2 separate regions of the Homo sapiens genome follow, and region 1 is linked to region 2. A link is a contact called in ENCODE Hi-C data. All regions are on one chromosome and are shown on one strand. Each heading gives the region's core, a stretch centred on a gene start or an enhancer-like site at or near the end of the contact. The rest is flanking DNA. Distances are from core to core; before and after follow the strand shown. Region 1 holds the start of BMP7 (bone morphogenetic protein 7). Region 2 overlaps LOC105372686 (a long non-coding RNA gene).

Region 1 (4,271 bases), core at 893-3,392, 110 kb after region 2:
GAGAATGTGCGCGCACATATGGAGGGGGAGCTCCCCGGCCCTCGCTGCAGCCCCAGGCTCGCGTCGCCGGGGTCGTCGCGGCTCCAGTCGGAAACCGGGACCCCCAGCCGCCCCCGCGGCGTCAGCTCTGAGATCCCGCGCAACCCAATCGCCAAAACCTGTGGTTTGCGCGCCACACGTGGTAAATGCTGAAAATAGATTCTGCCGGCCCGGGACCTACCACTAAATACTTAAAATAGAAGACTAGCGGCAGGGCACAGTGGCTCACGCCTGTAATCCCAGCACCACTTTGGGAGGCTGAGGCGGGAGGATCACCTGAGATCGGGAGTTCGAGACCAGCCTGCCTAACATGGAGAAACCCTGTCTCTACTAAAAATACAAAATTAGCCAGGCATGGTGGCGCATGCCTGTAATCCCAGCTACTCGGGAGGCTGAGGCACGAGAATCGCTTGAACCCGGGAGGCAGAGGTTGCGGTGAGCAGAGATCGCGCCATTGCACTCCAGACTGGGCGACAAGAGTGAAACTCCGTCTCAAAAAAAAAAAAAAAGAAAAGAAAAGAAAAAAAAAGAAAAAAGAAAAAAATAAACAAAGAAAGAAAACAAAGAAAATTAGCAATGGCACCGTTTCTTCCCCAGCTCCAGCCAAGAGAGAATGGGGCATCCGGCGGCCCGGAGAGGGGCCCCAAGGCGCTCGGAGCGCGCGGTACGCTAAGGCGGGCGCACCACGAGGGGACAGGTAGGGCTTGACAGGGAGGGTAAGGGGGTGCGACGGCCGCGATGCCAGAGCCAGGCAGGGCTGAGAGGGGCCCAGGAAGGGCGGCAAGGCAGCCTCGCCGGGAAGGGCCCTTTACATCCAGGTAGCGCGAGCCGCGCCGGCCCGGGACAGCTCACATGACCGAGCCCCGCGCTTTGAACGGCCCTTGCCTCCAGCCCCAGAGATGCGGCCGGCGGCGTAACATGGAGGGGACTTCGGAGGATCCCTCCTTCCCAGTAACCCCTACAGGCTCACCGAACCCAGCGCGCCCGACCTGGGGGCGCACACAGCTTGGGAGTCATAGGGCTGTGGGTGGGAGACCCTCGGGCAGGCACTGCGATTTCAGCCAGGAGCGGAAAGCTGGGCGGGCTGCATAGAAGAAGCGGCTCCCTCCCTCCCAGTCTCAAAGTGCCCCCGAAAGGAGACGCGTACCCTCGCCTGCCCTTACTCACCGAGGTTGACGAAGCTCATGACCATGTCGGCGTCGGTGAGGAAATGGCTATCTTGCAGGCTGGCCAGAGGGGGGCCCTGGGTACTGAAGACGGCCTTGTAGGGGTAGGAGAAGCCCTGGCCGCCGGGCCCGCCGCCCTCCTCCACCGCCATGGCGTTGTACAGGTCCAGCATGAACATGGGTGCCGAGTTGTGCTTGCCCTGGAGGTGCGGGCGCGGGCGGTGGGGCAAGCCCAAAATGGAGAGGATCTCGCGCTGCATCTCCCGCCGCTCCTGGCTGCGGAGGCGCCGGTGGATGAAGCTCGAGTGCACCTCGTTGTCCAGGCTGAAGTCGGCCAGGGCGGAGCGCAGCAGGAACAGGGGTGCCCAGAGCGCCACGAAGCTGTGCGGCGCCGCAGCTCGCAGTGAGCGCACGTGCATCGCGCCGGCTCTACGCGCTACCCGGGCTCCGGGCTCCGGGCCCGCACCGCCCCAGGTGGCAGAGGGGGCAGGCGGCCGTCCGCGCCGCTCGGTCACTTGCTGCAGACGGGCCCCGCTGCGCCCGCGCCAGACATGGCCCCTCCCCGGCCGGCCGCGCTCTGCCCGGACCCCCGCCCCCTGCTCGGTGCTGGCCCCGGGCCCCTCGCCCCGCACTCGCCCGGGCGCACCGCAGGGCTTGGAAAGCAGCCCCGGCGAACGAAAAGGCGAGTGAGGAGGCGGGCGCGGGTGGGAGGAGCAGCCAGCAAGCCTAGGAGTCCAGAGAGCCAACGCCGGGGAGGCAGCGAGGAGGCAGGCGGGCGGGCGAGCGCTCCTTCTTCCCGCTCCTCTGGCGCTCTCGCCCTCGGGCGGCGGCAACCCACCCTCTTCCAACCTCCGGCGCGGATAGCAGGGGCCCCGGGGCGCTCTCCCAGCCTTGTGCGCCCTGGATCGCACAAGAGGCCGCCTCGGGAGCGCCAGAGTGGTACGCGCTGGGGCCTGGGCGGAGGAGGAGGAGGAGGAGGACGGGCTTCGAGGGGCCCCTCCCGCGCCGGCGGCCTCCCACCTGCCCTCGGCCCCGCCCTCCCCCCAGCTGTGCCCAGTGGGTTCATTCATTCCCTCTAGAGCGCTCGACAAATGTTTACTGAGTGCCCACGGGGTGCCTAGAGCCTGGCGGGACGTCGCGGGGATGCGGCTGGAGGAATCGGAGCCGGCCCTGCCCTCTCGGCACTCGCGGTCCGGACCAGGAAGGCGGCCCGAGCAGGACGGGTGGGCTGCGGACCGCGGTGGGAAAAGTTGGGGGAGCGCGGAGGTGGCGCGGAAATAGAAGGCTTCCTGGAAGCGGTGACCCTTGAGCCGGTCTTGCCCCTCAGTCCCTGTATCCTTTTAAGCCAGCCACGCTGACCCCTCCGCGCCTCCCTGAAGCCGTTGCCAGCCTGTCTCTGCGCTCGCCATTCCCTCCGCCTGGACCTCTCCCCACTCACCACCTCCCGCCCCCATCAGACGCTGCTTTCTCCTCCCAGAGACCTCCAAGACCTGCCAAGCTGAGGTTGTTTCCTCGCCTCGCCCCTCGCACGTTTGTTTTCTTTCCTGTAGTTTCTCTTGCTGTCTGGAATTGCTGTTTGAGTTACTCCGTGCCTTCTTTATTGCCTTCTTACCCCCGCTAGACACCCAGAGCACTGGGGCCCGGATCAGCGATCTTCTCCGCACCTCTGGTACCCGCAGTGCCTTGAACCCAGCGCCTGGTAGCCACTGTAGCTGCGCAGTCACGATTTGTTGAGTGAATAAGTGAACTGCGTGTGAGCTGGGGGGGTTCTTCCCACCTCCTCCTCTTCGGGGCCCTGTATCTTTCCAGCCACCCCTCAGCCTGAGACCAGACACCCCAGCCCCACCACTAGGGCTTCCCATCAGCCCTCCTCGTGGCAGTGCCTGGGGAGCCAGCCGCTGGTCTTCACATCCTCTTCCCCTCCAAGGGTCTGTGCCTGAGACCTCCCCATCGGCCTCCTCTCCTGTCTCTCCTCATCCATTCATCCCTCAATCAATACCGAGCCATGCACGCTGTCACAGGGAGTCCCCAGACCACTCAGAACCCACCGGTCCCTCTGCCGGTGTGGGATCTCAAGGGAATTACTGCACCCAGAGTGGCAGTGAGGGCAGCGGGGTAAAAGTTCATCCTGTCTCCTTCCCCTCCTGGGGCTGGGTGAGAGAGTGGGTCCCCAGAGGGCCTTTGGGATGAACTGGGAAGGGCTGAGGTTGGGGAAGCGGGGGCGCTTGTCTGGGAGGGGCTCTGGCTAAGCCTCACTTTGGGGCTGTCCTTCCTGGAGCAGGAGAGCTGGGGAAGAGAATTATGGTCTTCTACAGTTTTCTGGAGCAGAAGTAGTTTGGCCAAGTGGCCCTCTGGGTCTCCCTTGGGGACTTTTGGACTAGATGGCAGCCTGAGGGGCCACATGGGTGGAGAAAGGGGAGGCCAGAGGCCAGGCAAGGAGCAGAAAAATGCCAGCCTGCAGGTCCTGGCCATTTACACACAGGCCCCAGGCTGTGGGATGGAACAGGTCTTGAGCCCCATGCCAGGGAGGGGCCTCTACCCACCCACCAGGCAAGGCCCTCAAACCACCCCCACCACCTGCTCTTCATCCATTCACTCCTTCCTTCAACAGACAAGCATGGAGCACAGGATATCAGGAGGCGAGCTGTGGGGCCTGCAACCTGGACAGTCGTACAGGGCCCCCCAGCTCTTAAGGGCCCCACACTTGGTTTCCTACTCTGAGGTCACCATATGTGGTTCTGAATCACCTATGAACAAAGTACCCCCTGCCCCGTACTAATTTTGCACCTGGCCCAGATATTATGTGGCCAGTCCCAGGGCCAAGCACCATGCTGGGCAGGAAGACATGGCCATGAGCGAACCCACATGGCAGACTCCATCAAGGAGCCGGCCTCCAGGCCAGGGAAGCAAAGCAAGAGCCTTAAATAAGATTCAGGGACTGAAGGAGAGGCAGATCTTGTCTATCACTCTCTCTGGAAACAATTCAGAAGCCAGGCAGAGGAGGACATGCAGGAGGGAGAAGGAAAGGTGGGCATCCTGGCAAGCAGGAATCCTACCCCAGGGAGA
Region 2 (4,519 bases), core at 297-2,796:
CACCCAAGTCAGGTTCTGGGGCCAAGCAAGCCCTGAGCAGACAGGAGCCTCAGAGGCCTGGGAGATGAGGCCGCGGGGTGGGTGGTTGAGGCTAGACCATGGTGTGAGAGGCCCCAGGGCCTCAGGGCCATTTGAGAACCCACCATGAAGGCAATAGGAGGCCACCAAAGTGTCTTCCTGCTGAAAATATATTTTTAATTTTTACATATTTTTTACATATTTATACTTCATGTATACGTATTTTTCTGATTCTATAAATATGTACTCATTGGAGTCTTAAAACCACAGAAAATCATAAAGAAGGAAATAAACATCACTGATAATCCCACCAACCTCATATAAACAATATTAACATTTCGTGTTTTTTTCTTTCAGTTTTATTTATTTATTTCTATACAAAACCCAGCTGTGATCAAGGTCCTGAATCCCAGGCATTGAGGCAGAAGGAGATGCCGTGCCAGGTGGATCTGGAAGATGCAGCTGCACGTAGGACTGGAGAGTAGCTGGGGGACCGCCAAGGAAGAGGCTGGGATGGAGCCCAAGGAGTGGGCTGGGGGCAGTGAGGCCGGAGAAGAGGGTCCACTTGGACTTCTCAATGGGGAGCAGATTGGATGGGACTGAGGCTGGGGTAACGGGAGAAGCCAGGGGCCAGTCTCAAGAGACTAGGAGATGGTGGTGCCCAAAACTTGGGGAGGGGAGAGGATGGCTGCAGCTTCATGCCTGTTGATGTCAAGGGGCCAGCAGGACCCTGCATGAAGACGTCCACGTGGCCAGAAAGGCAGGCTCTGCCGGCCAAAGCGAGGAGAGAGTGCTCACGATTCATTATAAAAGTGAGGAAGTGTCCTCTGAGCACGCCTCCAAGGCGGTTCTGCGCAGCTCCTGCTGGGGCAGCTGAGAGCGAACGATGTGCTGAGTGAACTCCTGAGGTTCAGCAAACCTGCGCAAAGGTTCCAGGGACCCATCTTCTGAGGGGCTTCTCCTGCAGGTGGTCCAGGCAGCCATCAAAGACGGGGCTGCAGGGGGGTCTGGGGCCCAGGATGACATTTGTTATTCAGTAAGTGAAGAGAGAAGGCTACAAAAATTGAGTATAATCCCTTTTGTATTAAAACAACAGCAAAACAATGTAAGTATGGATAGAAAAAAAGTCTAAAAATAAGTATAGCTAATATCCAGTGGAAGGAGAAGGTCAGATTTAAGGACAATTTTTTTTTTTTTACCTTTTCCTGTGTGCCGTTCTTTATTTCCAAATCTAGGACCAAGAATAATAAATGTGAACAAAAGAAGCATTCTGATGATGAACTGTGGGCAGCCACAGAAATGCTTAAGGCACGATATTGAAGGTGAGCACCCTTCAATATCCCTGTCCCTGAAGCAGGGACAAGGAGGTCACGGCTGGGCAAGGCTGGGAGGAGGAGTTCACAGGGCCCACTCTGGCTGAGGACATGGCGGCAGAGGCAGCAGCAGGTGCCTGTGCACCGTGGCTTTGGTTGGGTGTCACATACCAGGTGTGCCAGGCTCTGCCGCTGCCGCCATGCCTGCACAATCAGACGTGGAGCCCGTCGGACTATTTATACCCCTTGGAACATCAGCAGGCCAGCCAGGAGGCGAAGACCTTCGCAACATGTCCAAGGCCCGCAGCTGCTACCCCTCCTCACCCAGGGCTTCCGTGAGGACCTGCTCAGTGTTATCAGTGCACCCACTCCACAGATAAGAAGCTGTGCCTGGCCCCACTAATGGTATTATTTTAGGGACCACTCAAAGGACAGGCCAGGATTGGGGCCTGGGTCATCTGTCATTCCTTCCTTCATCGACACGCTAAATAAGGGTCAAACAGAGACCAGCACTTGTTTGCAGGGCTGGAGGGGCTCTGCCAAGCTGGAGTATCATCCTCCCCAGAGACTGCTGGGAAAGGCATTTGCTCAGAGCAGCTATTTCTGTCCCACTCACAGCACCTCTGGGTGACCCACCCACAGGTCAGAGTGACCTTGCAAGGTGGAAGGACAAAGACATTGCTGCCTAACTCTTGGTGAGAGGGAATGTGTAAGATGGCTTATGCTAAAACCTCCCAAAATAGAGATACCACAGATCTGGATTCTGTTACAAAGGGTCAGAGCTCAAATATGTAATTTCTCTGCTGGCTTTAGCATTCGAAACCGTTTTTACTCAGCATTTCTTTTTTCTTTCTTTCTTTTTTTTTCTTTCGAGACAGAGTTTCGCTCTTGTTGCCCAGGCTGGAGTGCAACGGTGCAATCTTGGCTCACCGCAACCCTTCTGCCTCCCGGGTTCAAGTGATTCTGCTGCCCCTGCCTCCTGAGTAGCTGGCATTACAGGCATGTGCCACCATGCCCGGCTAATTTTGTAGTTTTAGTAGAGATGGGGGTTCTCCATGTTGGTCAGGCTGGTCTCCAGCTCCCAACCTCAGGTGATCAGCCCACCTCGGCCTCCCAAAGTGCTGGGATTATAGGCATGAGCCACCACACCTGGCCCAGCATTTCTATAATTTAATTGTGTTAGATATGCACCACCGAGGGTCAAGTACAAGGATGTGGACCTTGGAGCAAATTGTGGCCAAAGTCACCACCCACCATCAGTCTCCACCTTCGCCCCCACAGATACCCCCTGCCAACACACACACATGCACGCACACACACACACACATATATAAACTTTTCTTGGGAATTATTTAGTCTGTTACTCAGTGACTTGCCTGTGGCATTAAACAATGATGTGAGTTTGAGCAAACATGCATCCAAGGTCAGATTCATCACACGTAATGTCCTTCCTAAAGCCACTTCCTTTTCCAGAACGAAAAAAAGAGCAGAGGAAACAGCTACAGGGTTTGGGATGAGGGTCAGCAGGTAAGGTCACTGCTCTGTGGGGGCACGTGCTCCTGGGCACACCTGAGAACGCTTTTCACTGATGACCCGAAGATGCGGCCCAGCACTACCAAAGGGGCCAATCAGATGAAGCCCACCCACAGGCCCCCGACTGTAACCTTGACCTGAAAGTGGGAGGCCCAGAAGACCAGGGTTAAGGCCCTCCCCAGGGTCACTCAACTGTGAGGGGCAGAGCCCACGTGTCCTGATTTCCAGCCTGTTGGTAACAACAATGACATTTATTCATCAAAACATGTCAAATAAGCTCTGCTGTGTGCCAAACACTGTGCTGGGAACTGGGGACACACAGTGACCAAAATAGACAAAGTTGCTGCTCTCTAGTCTTCTGTAAGGCATTCCATCGTTGGGTGACAATCAGTATTAAGGAGAGAAAGCAAGTGACAGGGGAAAAGAGATGGTCAGGAGGAGACTCAGGGGTCAACAGGGGTCAGAAGACTCTGAGAAAGGTGACTTTGGACAAAGACCTCAAGAAGCCTAGGGAATAGCCCTGCAGCTGTCTGCAGAAACAGCATTCCTGGTCCCAGAATCAACCCGCATTCACCAACCTGGAAGCTCTCTGAACCCCTTCTTTCAGGGAGGGGTATGCATGACTGATTAAATCTTTCGCCATTGGTGATTAGATCAACCTTCAGCCTCTCTCCCCTCCCCAGGGTCAGGAGGTGGGGCTGAAAGTTCTAACCCTCTAATCAGCATTTCTTTTTTCTTTCTTTCTTTCTTTTTTTTTTTTTTCGAGACAGAGTTTCGCTCTGGAGGGTTGATTCCATTGGCCATTCAAGGGTTACCTAATTAGCATAAACTCAGGTATGGTCAGGAGAGGATTGGTCTGAATGACAATCGATGCTCCCATCAGCCCGCTGAGGGGATTCCAAGGGTTTTGGAAACTCTGTGGCAGGACCAAATATTTATTTTTGATTCTATCACACCTTGCACAAAAGACTTTGCAGGTGCGATGGAGTTCAGGATCTTGAGATGAGCAGACTATCCTGAAATATGTGGGTGAGCCCCATGTCATCACAGGGTTTCCGTGAGACGGTCAGAGAGAGAGATGACAAGACTGTTGGGAGCAGAGGTCTGAATGAGAGCGAGTGGGGAATGCTTCAGTGCTGGCTGTGAAGATGGAGGGAGCGACTGTGAGCTAAAGAGTGGGGGTGCCCAAAAGGCTGGACAAGGCAAGGTTCCTCGGAGCTTCCCGAATAAGCCAGCTCTTCCGAGACGTCTGACCTTAAAAGAATAAATATGTGTCATTCTAAGGCACTAAGTCTGCAGTCATGTATTACAGCAGTCATAGGAAATGAAGACCGGGGTGGAGGGGGCAGACCTAATGCCAGCAGGAGCGGGGGTGTGTCCTGCATGGCCTTTCTGGTGATTTTACCCGAGTGAGGGGGGAGCCCTTGGAGGGCTTTAAGCAGAGGACCCTAAATGTCATCAGATCACGATGGCAGCTTCAATAAGCCAGCTCTGTGATAAATGCTCTGCTGACATCAACTTAATGAATGACCCCAGCAACCTAGAAGGTTATCATGACTGTGCCCATTTTACAGAAGAGGAAACTAAGGCTTCAAGGAGCTACGTGATGTGCCCGTGGTCACGCAGCTCAGAAAAGCTCCAAATTGTTCCTTTAA

The links. Hi-C counts contacts between places; a loop is a spot of excess contacts on that map. Pooled maps may share reads with other maps.
Region 1: a loop to region 2 is called in a map of heart left ventricle, with 3 times the contacts of the local background. The contact joins the promoter of BMP7 here to the enhancer-like site in region 2. A Hi-C loop is called at or near these places in 10 of 168 maps with a recorded cell type or tissue (Right ventricle myocardium inferior, Right ventricle myocardium superior, heart left ventricle and 4 more) and 6 of 50 pooled maps.

The regions. Positions count from the first base shown.
Region 1 is chr20:57,264,499-57,268,769 of GRCh38, forward strand. BMP7 (bone morphogenetic protein 7) reads right to left here and starts at 2,143. Exons shown (of 7, transcript NM_001719.3): 1 at 1,207-2,143. The coding sequence starts at 1,624. It overlaps LOC112268270 (translation initiation factor IF-2-like), which reads left to right and starts at 1,942. Exons shown (of 2, transcript NR_171651.1): 1 at 1,942-2,144; 2 at 2,285-2,789. RefSeq lists an enhancer at 1-522, a promoter at 1,631-4,271 and a cis regulatory region at 2,250-2,342.
Region 2 is chr20:57,155,690-57,160,208 of GRCh38, forward strand. LOC105372686 (a long non-coding RNA gene) reads right to left here. Exons shown (of 2, transcript XR_936906.4): 2 at 3,097-4,118. Among named protein-coding and RNA genes, the nearest start is that of BMP7-AS1, 56 kb to the right of the region's middle. RefSeq lists an enhancer at 1-3,744. Within about 2 kb of position 1,547, at least 3 of the 41 ENCODE cell types and tissues checked have a DNase peak (open chromatin) inside an H3K27ac peak, as active enhancers do; they include heart left ventricle and heart right ventricle, where a contact is called at or near this core.